Regions from separate parts of the Mus musculus genome. Here region 2 is linked to region 1. The links are chromatin loops, found by intact Hi-C in ENCODE. Cell type or tissue: heart. All regions are shown on one strand. Each heading gives the region's core, and the rest is flanking DNA. Links, peaks and the distances in the headings are about the cores only. Region 1 holds the start of Gm33370 (predicted gene, 33370). Region 2 holds the start of Bmp2k (BMP2 inducible kinase).

Evidence for each region. Peaks named below come from ENCODE experiments on the same cell type or tissue, not always from the same donor. Only the 100,000 strongest peaks of a DNase experiment are listed, where the experiment ranks them.
Region 2: a loop joins it to region 1, with 1.9 times the contacts of the local background. A loop is called at or near these places in 17 of 42 quality-filtered maps.

The regions. Positions count from the first base shown.
Region 1 is chr5:96,917,034-96,925,872 of GRCm38, forward strand. It overlaps Gm33370 (predicted gene, 33370), which reads right to left and starts at 5,116. Exons shown (of 3, transcript NR_168888.1): 1 at 5,029-5,116. It overlaps Gm8013 (predicted gene 8013), which reads left to right and starts at 4,239. Exons shown (of 3, transcript NR_131152.1): 1 at 4,239-4,349; 2 at 4,756-4,834. In heart, for the core only: no CTCF peak of the experiment used is centred there; DNase peaks (open chromatin) are centred at 988 and 5,078; H3K4me3 peaks cover 311 bases; H3K27ac peaks cover 5,123 bases.
Region 2 is chr5:96,992,354-97,001,192 of GRCm38, forward strand. Bmp2k (BMP2 inducible kinase) reads left to right here and starts at 5,336. Exons shown (of 16, transcript NM_080708.1): 1 at 5,336-5,743. The coding sequence starts at 5,575. In heart, for the core only: a CTCF peak has its summit at 5,153; DNase peaks (open chromatin) are centred at 5,178, 5,598 and 5,968; H3K4me3 peaks cover 3,883 bases; H3K27ac peaks cover 3,825 bases.

The DNA.
Region 1 (8,839 bases), core at 233-8,232:
TATCCAGTTCCTCTTGGGGTAGACAAGAGCTAAAAATGAAAGAAACGACAACGTGTTTTTGTTCAGCCCGGGCTCCTGGGGAAATCCCTTAACATCCTCAGCTAGTTGCTATGGAGGCAGCCAGAGATGAGCTCAGCTAATGAATTTGGGCTGACACTGTTGTGGGACGATATGACAGTCGCAATTAGTAGACAACTGAGTGTTAGGATTGTGCACCAAATAAAAATAGAAAGGCCACAATACAATTCACCAATCTAAAACCACGAGGGTCCCCTCAGAATGTATTTCTAAATGTTGGCTGAAGGAGCTGTGCACATTGTTTTCCTGTATACCTTCTCGTCTGCAAAGATTCCAGGGAGAGCAATTTACCTGCACATTGTCGCCAGGGCACAAAGGATGGGAGCTATTTGGGGAAGTAGCTGAGTTTTTTAATACTTTTGAAACGTTGTATTCCAGCCTTGTAGGGTTTTTAGAGTTACCCGGTTGTCATTGTAGACATTCTTCTCCCAATCATCAGGTTAAGTAGAAAGGGTTAAAGAACTAGACACCATGGTTTTGTTTAAAAGGACAATGATTGTACCATTGTCTGTTCTTGTCTGTACTCTGGGCTGGAGGATTTTTTTTTCTTCTTCCTGTTCAGAGCTTCCTGTTTAGTATTGGTCTGAGCGTGGAGAAGCGTCACTCAAATTCTGTAACAACAAACTGCAAGCTAAGGCTTTTCTCTGCTTTGTTTAATTTTCCTGAAGTGCCCCCTTTTCCCGAAATGATTTATCGTTGACCCGGCATGTTTTTCATCTTACTCAACACTCCCCTGGGGACATATTTAAAAACACAACTTAACTATAGTTCTCCTGGGTAGGGAAGTGGTGGGCTGAGGCAATGAAACCAAAGCACAGATTTGAGTGACCGTGGGCTGTTGACTTTATGCTAGCCTTTCATAAAGGGAGCTTTCAAAACAGAGTGGCCATTCCGCAAACAGTGTGCATTTCGTGGAAGCCCAGCTGGCTTCACGCCTGCCTTTCTCCCGGCCACAATGATCCTAACCAGCAATGTCTTTGTGTCATGATGCAGAAAGTTGGCAAGTACACATGGGCATAATGCTGAAGGGTGACTTCTAAGTGGGGGAGGGGATAGAGAAGGAACCAAAACCCTGTGTGGTGACAGGCTCCTCTCTGACATTGGCTCTTGCAATAGAGTCCACTCACTACTGTTGCCTCTCCAGAAGGGAGTGTGGTATGTTATTTTTAGGCATAAATTGAAATTTCTTTTGTTGCTAAAGTATATATAAAATAGAAGCCTGTGTTAATTGACTTTCTTTTTCTTTTGCTGTGTTCTAAATACTTCTGGAGACATTCTCCTGTAATTAGGAAAATGACTAAAGTCTCTGAAGATGGAACTGTGTTAATGATGAAAAGTTTTGATGTCAAACCACCATTAGAATAGAGCACTAAAGGTTTTACAAGTTCTGAACACGATGAATGTTGTTGATTGCTTATTTCTAAAAGAATCTTCCTTGTTTCTTTTTCTCCTTTCTTCCCACCTAATCATAAGTCTGAGAAAGGCTGATTCCAGTTTGCATGAGTAGCCTAGTTGGTCTATACAATGTCTTCCCCCTGTCAGGAACAGACTCAAGAGTGGTCATGTGGTTCAATCACGGCCAAGTTTGTGTGTGTGTCTTAGTGTGTGTCTGTATGTGAGTGCATGTGTGTTTGTGTGTGTGTATTTTTGTGTGAATGTGTGTGTTGTGTGTCTTTGTGTAAATGTGTGTTTGTGTGTCTATGTGTATACGAGTATGTCAGTGTATGTGTGATTATCTGTGTGTGTCTGTGTGTTTGCGTGTGTGTGTTTGCGTGTATGTATTTTTGTGTGAATGTGTGTGTTGTGTGTCTTTGTGTAAATGTGTGTGTTTGTGTGTGTGTGTCTATGTGTATATGAGTATGTCAGTGTATGTGTGATTATCTGTGTGTCTCTGTGTGTGTCTGTGTGTGTTTGTGTGTGTTTGTGTGTGTGTGTGTGCCACATGAGTGCTAGGATCTGAAGTCTCAGATCCTCAAGATTGAGGAATAAGTACTCTTAGCTACTAAGACATCTGTCCAAGCCCACAGTAAGTTTTTAGAGAAGTAGGTATTTTAATTTTAGACAACTGGAGGCTCACACACACTTCTAAGAAGTACCTTAGCCATTTTAGATCTCTGTGGAGTGAGAGATGTGTCTGGGGAACACCACCATGACGCTTGAAAGATATGGATGTTTGAGAGTCAATTTTCTGACTGCCCTTTCATGTTTAACCTTTGAGGCCGCTCAATACCTGCACCGCAACCAGTTAGTAATGACGTTGCTTCCTTAAGAGCTAGAAATAGATTATCTGTAGGCACCACTTTTATACTTTTGGACTGTGGTCAAATGTGCTGGCTTTCTTGTTGATAAGCAGTCATTATCGGCTATAAGCACTCTTACAGCCTGCGATGCACAAAGTCTACATAAATTTCATGGACTGTTTAAGGATCATATGACATATGAAATAGCTCCCGTATAAACTGTTAGGTGAATTATAACATATAATTATTCTGAATTTTAAATTTTATTTAAAAATGTTTCTCTAAGAAGTCACTTGCATATTTTAAGCTCAAGGTGAATTTAAAATGTCCATGGATGGTAACAAGACGGTTTTCTTTCTAAAGGTCTGATGCACATGTGTACATGCAAACACATGCACACAGTCTGCAGAAGATTTTCTATAGGTCCTCAAATAGTCTAAGTTGACAATGGAATTTACACATGCTGGCTTTGTATGATACAGGCTAACCTTTAACCTAATTTCAGTACAATGCTTGCTAGTGATTTTTCACAAGTCCTGTTTTCCCTTGCAGGATACACACGTTGGAGAGTAGATTTTCTTTTCCTTCTTTTTTTCTTTTGTTATTTCTTGAGATAGAGTCACACTGTGTAGCCTTGCTGTCTTGGAACTCACAGAGATCTTCCTGCCTCTTCTTCCTAAATTCTGGGATTAAAGGTGTATACCAATATGACTCACTACAGATTTTATATGGATTTAGTTATATTAGTTATGTGATACATCCTGAATTATCAAAAGCTATGCTAAATGATAGACTATAACCTTCAATTAAGGTTCCTAAGACTGGACGTAGTGGCGCATGCCTTTAATCCCAGCACTCGGGAGGCAGAGGCAGGTGGATTTCTGAGTACGAGACCACCCTGATCTACAAAGTGAGTTCCAGGACAGCCAGGGCTATAAAGAGAAACCCTGTCTCAAAAAACAAAACAAAACAAAAGAATCAAACAAACAAAAAAGGTTCCTAAGACCAAGATCTTACAAATGCAGCTTTACTTTTACAGTGCTATGAATTTAGGCCAGCTTCACAGCCTCCTAAAACCTAACATTCCTCATCTACAAAATGGGGATAATATTCCCCTGACTAGGATATTATAGCATTGAGTTTATTTCTCCTCATTAAACTAAATGAACTATGACCACTGAAAACACAACCCTAGCCAGGTGAAATCCTGATTTTGAGAACCCTGGGACAGGCACAATGGCTCACACCTATAATTTTAATGTTTGTGAGACAAAGCAGAAGGGTCTGGAGTCTGAAGCCAGGCTGGGCTCATAGTTTAGGCTGTGCAAGAAGACCAGGTCTTAAGAAACATTTTTTTTTTTTTAATTAAGACTCATCGAGCCACTGATGTGGCTCAGTGGATAAAGCACTGACTTCGAGTGGGAAGACTCAGTTTTGGATACTCAGCACATAGAACCCAGGCAGGGGTCCTCAGAACAAGCTGCTGGGCTGAACTTGCTGAAATCGTCAAGCACTAGGTTCAGCGAGAGATCTTGCCACAGGGAAGAGCAATCAAAGAAAATTCCCAGTGTCACCATCGGGCCTCTACATGCATACACATGCACATCGCACACATGCATACACACATGTGCACGCACATATCCACATACACACATGCACATACACATGCTCTAGCATACTCACGTACATGTGGCAAATATACATAAGCACACATACACACTTACATGCAAACAAAATTACAAAAAGAATCATAGACCTGTGATGAGTCTGTGATACACATGGGTTTGTCCAGCGCTGGGCACAGTGATGATACCTCGCAATGGCCCAGACAGTGCTCACTGATAATTTTCACTATCTGCTGGTCACAGCTTCCTCACTATGAGTAATGCTTTCTCTTTCCACCGCTTCTCAACGCTGCTTCCCGAACCCATGTGACCACCCAGAGACATGGGTCATGGGCCACAGGACATAAGATATGAAATAATACTGCGAGAGAAACACATTTTTAATTCAGCCTGTCTGTGGAGATGGGTGGGTAACACTCTTGTCTCTCTCCTATAGAGAAACTTCCTTTCAAATAAACACACTGAAAAGTAAGGAGAGGAAACCTTACAAAATCAAAAGAGGATGTCAGGAAACGTGGGACGTGCGTGGGGTTGTTTTCTCTTCCCAGGTGTTTTCCTAATTAATCAAATGTATTTATAACTTTTGCTGATTTCTGATTAGCCATTTGTGTTTATAACTCACATTAAGGGAATGACAGTTTCAATCTTCCTTTCCTCAAATCCAGTTTGTGAAATGATAAAACCGTTGTCGAGAAAGGGAACCAATTTAACCACTTCCGGTTTGTTTCCCAGAAACATTAGCGTCTTGAAGCCATGTTTCTGAGATCTGAAAAGGACGCTCATGACATTGTCTTCCCTTCCTTCTTCCACAGAACCCACGAGGCTCTCAGCCACCCCATGTTCACTCAGAGGGGTGTAAACTAGCACACCTTACAGAAGCAAAAAGGACAGGTAAGGTTTTCTTTCTGTCTTAGATTCTGGTTCTTGCTTCTTTTAAAGGACTTTAAACACAGAGACAAACCAACAAGTGCTGAACTCAGAAAGCACACTCACACTCTTTAAGAGCTGAGCACGGAACAATCTCTTGTACTTTCCAGTGCCTGGCTGCATCCCTGTGAAAATGAGGGCCCTCAAGGCCTCCCTACCTGTACAGGCACACGAACACACTGCAGGCAGCTTTTCCTGCCTCCAGACGATGGGAATCTGCAGCCCCGGGTAGTTCCTGAGCAGCGCACTTCCTCTCCTAGGTTGAGGCATTTTATCTGTGAACCAAGTCCCAGAATTCCCACCTGGCTAGAAGCCAGAATAAACACGAGCATTGTCCTGCAGTCCTCTTCTTTGCTGAACAGATAAATAACAACGTCAGGTTTAGGGTGGGTTTCTTTACAACTGCCTTTGACTTTAATTCATACCTTTTCCTCAAAGAATACAGTGCAGTCCGTCTTTTACATGTTTATGATCTGAATCAGACAGATAAAAGATCAATCGCCATGTAGCTCCATCCTGAGAGCTTCCTTTCAAGGGGCAGGAAGTAGTGTTCTCTTAAAAGCAGCCCCCCTTTACTCCTTAGTTTAAAACCCTAGGAAAATATCTGTGGCAGACCTATGTTATTTTCATCTACCCAGCATCCTTCCTTTGGAAAAACCACGACTTCCCTTTCTGCCAGTCACTATGTCCCTCCTCTACGCCATCCATCCTGGGCCATGGACATAGGTGTGGCCAAGCCTAAAATTCTTCATTATATTAAAACAGTGGTGTGGAGACAGACTTTCTTTCTCTGAGGACACTGAAGAAGGGCACATCTCAGCGAACAGCTGCTATTTCCACATGTGGAGGACAGACAGAAGAGACTCAACAACAGGAGAAAGCATTAGAAAGGGGAGGCCTAAAGATGGAGAGGAGGAAGTGAGGAGTTGGAAGAAGTGGGGAGGAGAAAGAAGAGAGGGGAGGAGAGGAAGGCATGATGGAGGAAGAAAATGAGGGGAAGGAAGTAGAGTCAGGAGATAAGAGAGTAAAGGAGGAAGAGAAGCAGGCGCAGCATAGGGAGAAGAACAATCGCCACAGAACCATGATTGGAGACAGCTGAATCCTGAGCTTGTTACTTGTGTTAAAGGCCCAAATGACAACAATTCAGCTTAACGGCCTCAGCTGGCTTTATTTTCAATTCTAGAATTGGGCAACACTTGATTCCCTAAACTAGACTAAGTGTTCCCAGGGGCTGAGCCGAAGAAGTCAGTGTTACAGACAAAGGAAAGCTAAAGAAAGCAGAGACAAAGGGAACAGAAAAGGAATTAATTCCAGTACTCTCGTTGTAAAGGACAAGCAGGGAGTCAGAACAATAGGGCCACAGCTATTTAGTTAACACGGTGCTACTTCAGGTTACCCTCCTTGGTGAGAAGTAAGGCAGAGCGACTACTACCCTGTGGACTGCCGTGGGCCTATTTGGGAAAGTTGGCTGTTAGAGTCCCATCCTGATGTCTCAGAAGGCCAGATAGGTAGCTTCATTTCAACTGGTTAGTAAGAACGGTCAGTGTGAGTGACTCCATTTTCATTTTTAATGGGAGCCATTAGCTCTGCCCGGAGGAGCCCAGCAGGAAGCAAAAGCCTCCTCTGACTTGTGTAACTCTTGAGTCATGCAGTCTCTTCTTTTGAAATATGAAAGCCAGAGAAGCCTAACAGGCAAGGTAGTTGCTCATTTATTTCTTTGTTTAACAAATATCTGCTGCATACTTTCATGGTTTAAAACTGAAATATCTCCTCAATCTCTGCCTGGACCGCTTGGTCTCCAGCTGGTGATGCTATTTGGGGAAGTGGTGGGAAACTGAGGAAGTGGTACCTGCCTGAAGGAAGTGGGTCATTGGAGTAAGACCTCACTGGTATCTTGTCCCAGACCCCTCCATGTTTGCTTCTTTCCATGTGAGGTAAACAGCCTCATATGCCCTTGCCACCACCATGAAAGCAAACTATGGCTGCTATGACCCAAAACAAATATTTTGTCCCTTAAGTTCATTGCTCAGGTATTTTGGTCATTACTTCAGAAATCTAACTGAGAAAGCCAGTACAAGAGAAGTGGGCCCCTTGCTGAGAAGACACAAATGTGTGCTGTTTTTAGTGCATTGGAACTGGTTTGTGGAAGAGATTGGAAAGGTCTAGAAAAAAGTGAGTCAGGGAAAACCTAAGACACTGTAACTAGAACTTAACCGACAGTGTTCATGGGATCATGAGAAGACCAGGAAGCTGAGGGAAATGTGGACAGTAAAATCTGCATTCTAGAGGCTTCAGGTCGCAATGGAGACCTGGAGAAAGTTGTCATTCCTGTTATATCTTGGCCAATAATTTATCCATAATCTGTCCATGTCCTAAGACTTTGCCTGGAGATGAATATGTAAGTAACTGACAAATTAATTTGAAAGGAGATTTCAAGATAGGAGGGCATTCGGGCCGTGTATGGATATCGTTGGCTGCTTTCAGATAAGCTGACAGTAAGAATGGGAAACAAAATGCAGCCCAGAGGGATCCGAGACACAAGCGACCTTAGGAGGTGAGCTGCCGAGTATTGTGGTTGGAACTTGAATGCGCTGCCACAGGTTCGAGTGTTTAGTGCTTGGTCCCCAATTCATGGTCCAGCAGTACAACTAAGGGTTCCTTTTCCATTCCAGTTAAAGAATTAAAAGGCCGAAAAAAAATTGTGCTAGACAGGTAGGGAGATTGTCAATCCCATTGGTGAGAATAAGACCACTACCACAAGTTTTGAACCAAATTTGAAGCAAGTTTTATTGCGTACTGGCCAGGACCATGGATCCTGGCCAGGAGGGTGATACCTGTATTCCCAGAGTATGGTGCCCGGTTACATTAGTCAGGGACTTATAAAGTCAAACCTGCAAGGCTATAAGTTTCCTGTCTTTGTCCAATCAGGGACAACCATATATGCTGACATACTTCCTGTCTGTGTGTGACCAAGCACACATCCGGTGCAGCGGGGGCAACCATCTTGTTACAGAAGCACAAGCCTCTGGGAGGACTTGGAAGCAGAGGCAGACAGATCTCTGTGAGTTTGAGGCCACCCTGGTCTACAAAGCATGTTCTAAGAGAAACATAGTCTGGAAAACAAAACAAAACAAAACGTTACATCTGAAACCGTTTAGTATAAGTCAAACCTGTCTGTGAGTGTGCCCTTTTTTATCAGGAGACCTAAGAGATCTGGAAAAGCAAGGCTTGATTCTCATATATGACACGCATTGACCAGGCAGCTGCAGCCTTGGTGGAGAAGCTGGTTGCTTGCCACTGACAAACAGACAAAGCTACTGTTAGCTGTCAACACCATCAGAGATCTGAGAAGGATAAACTGTAGCAGGAAGTATAACCCAAATGGCCTCTGTGTCTATTAAAATGACAGAGACTTACCAGCTACCTGCATGATAACCCTAGTCCACTCCTGTGGTCTCCATGGCCTCACGGGGGTGGGGGGGTGGGGGGGGTGGGGGGGTGGGGGAGTGAGGGGGTGGGGGGGAGTGAGGGGGGTGGGGATGGGGCAGAAGTTGTAGGTCTTCAACTGCTGCACAGGACAGAATGCAGAAGGACTGAGAGATTTTCCTGGGGATGAGAAACTTGGGAAATTGGCCTACTTTGACTTAGGCTGGATAGACAGATAGTCAGCCCTATAACATCCACAGTGTGTGCAGGGTCCTGGCAACAGGCAAGGCATGGGGCAGTTTTTCCCAATGGTCAGCGTCACCACTGTCCAGATGTATGCCCCATGTGGGTTCTCTGAAGACATTAGGGTTGCCTCAAGGAGCTGGCATTTCTGTTTATCACAGGAAGGTTTTTCCTTTAAACCTTTCAAATGCCATATTCAGTAGAACCCTGAGAAGTTTTGAGGGTCATCTATTAAGTATACCTGATTTTAAATAAGCTTTACTTGTTTTTAGTTATTCCTTTTAGGCTTAACCTTGAAAA
Region 2 (8,839 bases), core at 227-8,226, 75 kb after region 1:
CTTAATTTCCTAGCCTTTTCAGCTACTTGTATTTCTTAGGCCATTCTTAGAGGCCCAGGAAGCTGTCCAGGTTGACAATGGCCAGGATACTTCAGTCCATGAATGTTTGTCACTTAGAAGGCCACAGGCAAAAAGACACTTCGACCAAGATGCTTGTAGCCCGAGGAGAGGCCATTCTGCTTCCAGCCTGTCTCATCCTTAGCTGTAACTATAACTGTAGTTCAAGGTCTACTGAAATGGAGAAGGTAAACTAACTAACCCACACAGATCTTGAGACACTTAATGGTTTTGATCAAAATCATGCAGAAAAAGAGAAGAACTGCATCTTTATTTTAACCTCCCACTGCGAGTTCAGCACTGTTACTGGCCTTTAGTGCTTGATATTCATAATTCGGGCCACCTCAAAACCTCCGCATCAGAAAACAAGACACAAAAAGCTAACTACCACCGCTGGGAGAGGGCAGTGATCATTCTCAATGATAAAGATGCCCAACAATCAGGTGCAGGTAGGCTAAACTTGGAGTCACCGATAGATCTGAGGTCTGAGCCTGGTCTCTACCCTTCCCTGAACCCAGTTTTACCACTAACTAGGCTTTTGGCCAAGTCATTTATTTATTCAGTGAGCACTATATGTCAGATATGCTGCTTGCCACTGGGATTTAAGAAAACAATGTGGGTCAGGCCCTTCCCTTAATAAAATTCTTAACAGTAGGCACACTGGATGGAGGCAGGCATGTGAGAGAAGCCTTATCATCAGGTGGCAAGAGCTGTTCCAGAAGTCTGAGGAGTACAGTGTGAAGTACCAGTGAGGGCTCAGTGCATTCAAACCTGCGACTGGAAAATGACAGAGCTCAGGAAAGTGCCCACGGCGGAGGCGGCCTTGCAGTTCTAGGCTGCAACCTACTCAGATGACCGAAAACAAAACAAAAAAAAAACGTTAAGCCTGACTGAACACTGGGCCCTGAAACAGCTTCATGAGAAGTGAAAGTGATTCAGGGGTCGCTGGAGTGAAATTGCTGAAAATTAGGGTCGATAAGTGATACTCTCTTTCAGGACAAGGAAGTAACATATGCAGACAAGTACTAGCCTGAGGCTTCTTCCTCCCCTCCCCCAAACCTGGTCCATTTATTTATTTATTTATTTAATTTGATTTTTTTTTGTAAATCAGTGTTGAGTATTCAACCTACTGGTCTTGAATATGATACCAACTTTCTAGATACCAGGATACACTTGTGGCCGCCTGTGACTCTTGCCATACAATAGGGTTCTCAATGTATATGTTTGCATATTGCCTAACAAATGGTTCATGCCTACTAAGGGTTGTAAAATAGGTTGTCATGAAGACTTGCTGGGCTAATGAACACAACTCACTTTAGAATAGCTCTGATACATGATACATGACCATTGCACTGCCTCGGCCACAGGAGGGAAGCTACACTTCTTAGGAAAAGGGCAGGATGTGGCTGCAATTCCAGTCTAGAACACATGCCTCTGTAAATGTAGCTTTTGCTCTCCAGTGGTATTTGTTGTCTCAGAGGCTTAATGCCTCTTACTGTCTGCGAACTTAGGTCTGGTCCTGGAAGCTTCTAGCCTCTGTACAATCTCATTTATGCCTAGAATGTTTTCATTCAGAGACTTGCCGGTGCATAAGCTCATCCTTTCTAGTTCTTTCTGAGCTCGGACTGGCTGGTTCAACTCAGCTGCTCTGGAGCAAACTGCTTTCCGAGATGACTCATCCAAACTGGCTTCTCTCTTGGCCTCTGACAGAATTGCTCTGCTTAGCTTCATACTAACTTTGGTGACATGTTCTAATCTTGCTCCTTCTCATTTTTTGGCTCCTTCACCTGTGTCTATCTTGTTCTCTCTCTCTGCAATTGTCCTGGTCGAACTGCCTTTTTCCTGTTTCTCTCTCTCTCTCTGTGCTCTCTTACATAGCTTTCTTTTCTTCTCTCTTCTTGTTGGGCGTATCCTATTCTGTCAAATCTTTCTCTAATTTGTCACTTTCTCTGACACTCAAGTAGATGTCACTATCAAACATGGTGCTTCCTTCTATTAACTAAGTTTACCTTCATTGTTTGGGATTAAAAGTGTGTACTAAGGTTGTGTCTGTATTCCAGCCAGAGCAACCATGTTGTGGGGTTAAAATTCTACTTACCTCCTTAGAAAGGATGGTATGTATACCTGCCATCAGAGTAAGTAAAAGGTACTATATACTTGGTGGCAGAACCCTTCCCAGTCAGGCATGTGGAGACCAAGGAATACATCCAGATGGTAAAGTTGTTGACTACTTAAAATTGCTCTTAAAAGCATGGTCAGTGGACAGAAGAGATGGCTCACTTCTTAAGAGTACTCTAGAGGAACAGGGTTCAGTCCTCAGTACACACCTGACTGCTCACAACTGTGTGTAATTCCAGCTCAAAAGGGTCCAATGTCCTCTCTTGGCCTCTGAGGGCACTAGGCATGTACATACTACATAGATATACATGTAGGCAAAATATCTATATACATAAAGCAATAGTTAAAAAAACCTTCAGAAAAAAACATAACAGTGTCAGGACACTAGAGTCATGAGAGAATTCTGAGTGTGAGAAAACACCAAGAAGAGAAGAGTCACAGACTCTTCTTTAAAACAGAGAAATGTTCGGAGTGTATTTCTGTGGCCCTCCAGGTGCAGCAGGTAGTTTACTTTGACTGTTGCTATTCACATGCTCCTATGGAAAAACATGTTTTCACCATGTGTGGCTTGGGTTTGTAATTGTACACATTACTCATGTGACTCTGCTTAACCCTCAGGATATAAATTGTCTGATGCTCTGAATAAAGTTGGCTATTAACATGAGACTTTAGCATGTCTCATTTTTAGGCCCTGTTCTCCATATTCATTCGGCCTAGTAGAGTGGTAAACAGGTCAGGATGTAGCTGAAGTTCTATTGCAGAAATGTGTTTCATGTTAAATGTGCCGTTGTGAACAGCTCAGTATCTTAAAACCTTTTTCTCAGATGTTTTAGTATTATGTAAATTTTTACATCACCAGGCCTGTGCTGTAAATGCCTTGACCTGCTGAGCCATTTCCAGGGCCTCACCACCCTTTAATTAAAGAATAGTTTCAAACAGTTATGAATTAGGAGTATATATGTGTGTGTGTGTAGTCAGATGACAGCTTACAGGAGCTGAGGTTGTGCCATGTGTCCCAGAGACTGACCTCGGGTTTTCAGGCTTGCATGCACATTTCCTCGAAACTCAATGGATGCCTTGGTGGTGACTTGTTTTCAGTAGGGTCCTAAACATTAACTTTCAAAATCCCCAGTCAGGATCTGTGGGTTCAAGGAAGTGCTTTTCTTTACCAAAGCAATGGTGGCCTTATGGTTATGGGTTTTTTATTCTCGTGTTCTGATGAGGTTAAGTTGTGTGAGGCCCAAACTGCTTGTTAAGCCAATCCAGTTTTGAATCGCACAAAATGACTAGATTTCTCCACTATTCTGCTTGAAAAAAACCACAACTAACTGTTGGAGAAAGGCGACTCCTAAGACTCCTCACAGTAAGGAAGATGGCCAGCTCATTTCTAAATGGAAACTCCCAAGTGCCACAACACATCAATCATCTGACATGTAATCCGACTTCCACTGAGCTGGAATGTACTTTAAATGTCAGGCCTTTGGATGAAGAATGTCAGTTTAGTGGGTTATGTGGCAGAAATGCCTGAATCTGGAGCCCTGTGTGTGTCGGACAAACAGCTTCTCTTCAAACAGCAGAGAGAAGAGTGAACAGAGGGTTATAAGCTGTCTTTTGAATAAGCATATTTCCTAATGTCTCTGCCCGTACCTCATTAAAAAGACAAAGAAAACAGCGGCGGAGAAAACATCATTAGGCTGATATTTGAGAAAATTGGAGAAATATTACACTATGGGTAGAGAGAAAAATTTACATTTTTTAGCTTAAGAAATTGGGAACTTCAAGCACCGTTATTATTATTTTAAATTAAAAGATCTTGGCATGCATTCCAGGCTGGCCTCCGATTCGTGGTTCTCTTGCTTCAGCTAGAATTAGCCTCGGGCTACCGAACCTATTTTCTATAGAGGCCAAGCTAGGCCTGATGGCGAGGCTTGCTCATAATCCCAGTACTAGGGGGCACAATGGCAGAGACAGGAAGATCACAAGTTTAAGGCTATCTCTGGTAGCTAATGAGGTCCAGGCCAGCTCAGGCTGTATGTGACTCCATGTCCAGGAAGTGGGCTGGAGCGAAAATCCTTCTCTTTGCACATTTTCTCCATTTTGCCATCCTTTCCACTCCCACATGCCCTCTGCCCGAATTCCTGTGCCCTTCCCACTGGCATGAGACTCTTGCAGTTTATGAAAAGTGAGGCAATCGGGAGTTCTTTTTCCAACGGGCGAATCTTTTGTTCGGGTGGGGTCAGAGATTGGTGCTGCCTCTGTTTCCAAACAGTCCTAAGTCTGCCGGCCTGGACTAAGGATCTGACCCTAACCTACTTTTTCAGAATGGCTGAAAGCGAGTAACTAAGACTTTTGATGCTCCAGGCCACAAGCCAGCTGTGTGACCTTGGGCGACAGGGTTACGTCTTCTCCAGCCAATGGCGATTAATGATATTTAAAAATCTTAATATCTTTTTCTGAACACAATCGCACGGCTCCGACATTGTACACACAGAGCTTTTAAAGCTCTCCCAAGTAATTCTTAAACCGCAGAACGCTTCTGAGAGCAAACATCCGGTACAGTGCGAGGACACCTGGGCTTCGCAAGTCGCCCCGTGGGAACCTGCGAGCTTCGCGCTGCTCCTCCGCCCACGCTCCGGGGAGCCCTGGAAAACCGATCCTCTCGGGATAGAGTCTGGAAAACTGGCTGAGACTCGAAGCCGGCAGCTTCCGAGAGTGGGTCACGCTGCTGGCGGCATTTAAGGACTCCAGAGCGGCACACACAATTCCAACCCGAGTAGCCCCACCGATCCGCGTGGGTTCCACCTCCTTGATAACCCGGACCCCGGACTTCACCCCTAGCCCCAGCCCCCACGTCGATGTGCCCGTTCCTCCTCCACGTGACACGGGCCGGAACCGTCACTTCCGGCGGCGGGGACAGCGCGCTTGCGCGCGGGGCTCGGCGCCCGGCTCTGCAAGCGGTTGGCACCGGCGCCGCGCCCCCCAACAGCCGCAAGGGGCGGGCGGCATCGGTGTGAGCCGGGCCGGGCCGAGCTGCGGTCTCCAGGGCACGCAGGCCGCCGGGCCTAGCGCCACGCCCCCCTCGGCCGGCCCCTCCCTCTTCCCGGGCAGCTCGCGCCCCGCGCGCCAGGCTCCGCCCCGGCCCCGCCCCGGCCCCGCCCTCCCCGCTGGCTCTGCGGGCGCCGGGCAGCTGCAGCGGGCGGCCAGGGCTGCGCGCTCGGGACGCGCGGAATGTGAGGCGCGGCGAGCCGCTGCGCACCGACGCTCGCGCGCGCGAAGGGCGGCGACCCCTCGAAGACGGTCGGCCGCGCCCGGCGCTCCGCTGTGCGACGCGCGGGTCTGGGCTCTCGCCCTCGCGCGCCCTAGTGCCCTCCTGGTGCCCTCCAGCGCGCCGGCGGGACCATGAAGAAGTTCTCTCGGATGCCCAAGTCGGAGGGCAGCGGCGGCGGGGCGGCGGCTGGCGGGGCCGCGGGCGGCGGGCTCGGCGGCGGCTTCGCAAGCTCGTCCATGGGGGTCCGGGTGTTCGCCGTCGGCCGCTACCAGGTCACCCTGGAGGAGTCGCTGGCCGAAGGTACGGGCGCGGCGGGAGGCAGGTGAGGGAGGCCGGGGTGTGGCGGCGGCTGCGGGGCCGGCCCGGCGGCGGCTGGACAGTGGCTCCGGTGTGAAGCCGCTGGCAGCTCCGGTGCGGGCACGATTGCCTGCTTAGGAGTTTGAAATCTTTCTCTGTTCTTCCTGGCGCGAGGAAAGAAATAGAAGACGTCCCAGTAAGTGATGTGGTGTCATGATTGGACCCGTGACTCATTAGGGGGTCAGATGGAGCAGTGCTGGGACACTGTCTGGCCGGTGTCCTGCGTTGCTTTCGGGTCCGAGCCTCCCGGACTTCCAGGGCGGTGGACTCCGCTGGGGTTTGTTTCTGCTAAAAACCAAAACAAAACAGGACTCCCAAACCACTGTATATGGCTATATGTATACAGATAATATGTCTCTCTCTCTCTCTCTCTCTGTGTATGTGTGTGTGTGTTGGCACGGTCTTCCAAGTTCAGTGGCTGCTTAGGGGTGGCGTGTGGGAGTAAACTTGAAGCACGTTTATCTTCGTTGTTTAGAATCTTCACACAAGGTCCCGTTTTTTGTCCTCTCTGTGTCATTTTGTTAGTACTTTAACAGGCAAAGTGGAACAGTTTAACTTTTCCATGTGAGGTTTTGGTGGCTCTTTTATTGTCTGAAGGAGGTTATGACAGCGTGTAAAAGCATAGCTAGGGAAAACAAAGTTTACTCCGTGTTAAAAATATTTCTTGACTTTAGTTTTGTATCTCTGGTGTAATTGGTTTGTAGAAAATACTTTCTGATTTCTTATTGCATGCCTTGACCTCTGAAGTTTTGAATGTGGAATATTAAGAAATATGTTGAAAAAGTCCCTGAGAAATAATCTCTTGTATGTATGTGAGTGACTTAAAAATAAGAATAAGAAAACCAGAGACTGTAGGGAGCCGTCTTGATATTCTGTGTTTGAAAAACAAGGCAGCTCCCATTTGTAGTTTTGAAATTCCATGAACAAAAGGAACCAGCACAAGAAAGAGCTGAGGGCTTCTGTCTATAAAATAAAGGAAAAGCAGACTTACATTATCAGGAGTGTGTGTCTTGATTTTGTAGGCCATTGTTCACATTAACAGCACCGCCCCCCCCTTCTGAACATTGGTGAAGTGGAGGGACGAGATTGCCAGATTTTGAGAAGGGTTTCTGAGTGGTTTTGATAGGTTTGTTCTATTGCAAACTTTGCTAGCTATTGATTCAAGAGGAATTTCAAGTGTGAACTAAGTTGGGTAGGTGTTAGCATCGGTGGCTGTCAACTCACGAGTATACTGTCAGTTGTTCAGTAGTACACTGAAGTGTAGCTTGAATGGTGTTAGCCCTTCTCACTGAGTTTCAGGTCTCTTAGTATTAAGAAAAGTACTAACATTTCATCAGTAGACTGTAAATCTTATAGCCCTCACTCTGTTACTCAGTAACGGAGCATTGATATCACTGTTAGAGTGTTCAGTGTGTGTGTGTGTGTGTGTGTGTGTGTGTGTACGCGTGCATGTGCAAGAGGACACACACATGAAGGTAGGCCCGTCACACCAGACTTGAGACAGTTCTGCTAAAGTTACTAGGCAAGCCTTGACTTTTCCATCCTCCTGCTTCAGCCTTCTAGTGCTGGGCTCGTACGCAGGTTGTTATCAACATGCACGGCTTCCACTGACTTTTGCTTTAAGTGTTTCTGTTTGGTATTCGTGGTGTGTATCCTGTGTGTGTGTATGCCTGTGGGTGCATGCATGTGTATGCCTGTGTACACTTGTGTGCAGAACAACGTTGTCTTCCTCACTTGCTTTCCACCTTAGTTTCTAAGACATTGATTGCACTCAGAGCTAGGCTGGCTAGGCTGGCGAGGTTGGCTAGTCAGTGAGCTCCAGTGATCCACCTGTTCTCTTTTTCTGCTAGCATTGGGGGCCCCCAGAAGAAGGCCACAGTGCTCAGCTTTTACATGGAAATTGGGGATGGGATCTGAATTTAGGTCCTGATAATTGCTTGGCAAGCACTTTACCTTTTGGTTTCTGCCTCATTAAAATTTATTTCATTAATTGCTGGGCGTGGTGGTGTTCTCTTTTAATACCAGGCAAGTGGATCTCTGTGGGTTCAAGGCCAGCCTGGGCTGCATAATAAGTTCTAAGACAGCAGGGCTACAAAGAGAGACCATGTCTCAAAAACAAAGAAAAAAAAAACCCATGAAAATAGGTACTTACTTGGCTTTAATGAGTGATCAGGTGGTAGGTGGAAGCAAAGGTTGAAGGAACTTTTATGAAAGATGGAATTTCCTGTGTTTACACGTTGGCTCCTGGGTCAGGTTTAACTCTAGAAGGCAGGGCCCTAGGCTTCTTTCCGATGAGCTGGGCTTCCCTTTCTAGAGCACACAACTGAAAGACTATTCACTTTAATTTTCAACATTCTGCAGGCTAGGTGAGATGCTAGGCACAAGTCTGGTCCACATATAAATATGATTAATCAATAATTGACAGACTTGCTTGTCATTTGAGGCAAGTGTGTGTGAAGAGGCGTGGCATTCAGCGTGACTGCTTGTCTTTTCAATATACCACTCTCTGTCTTACTCTGTAATTGACTGTGTTCTACAAGTTGGAATGAACACTGGCTTAGCAAATACTGAGTCACTGCTTCCAGGGGAAATGGCAGGGTTAGGTACCACAGAGCCTTGCTTCGCAGCATCCTGGTCGGCTGATTTATATGTGTGCCTATCCTTTGTGTTTAAAGACACCTTGTTTAGTGTCGTGTTAGTGATTTCTTTAGTATATCATATCTCTAGCTGAGGCCAAAATGAAGATTATCTCACAGGTTTTCTTTGTAGGAAAACCAGAACGTCTCTTGCACCTGTGTACTCTAGCTTGTGCCGTGCTCAGGAACCTTTTTAAACACAGAGATCACCAATAAAAAGTAACTGAGAAGCAGATTACACTCTCCGTGGCCGGGAAAGGACCCTTGCTGACGGACAGTAAGAGAGCTAAAGTAGGAACATGCAAGTGAAGAGACTCAGCTTTCCGCCCATTCGTTATATCTGCAAGTGCCAAGAAGTGCCAAGAATAGGGACTTGGGGAGTTTCAGCAAGTTGAAAAACGCG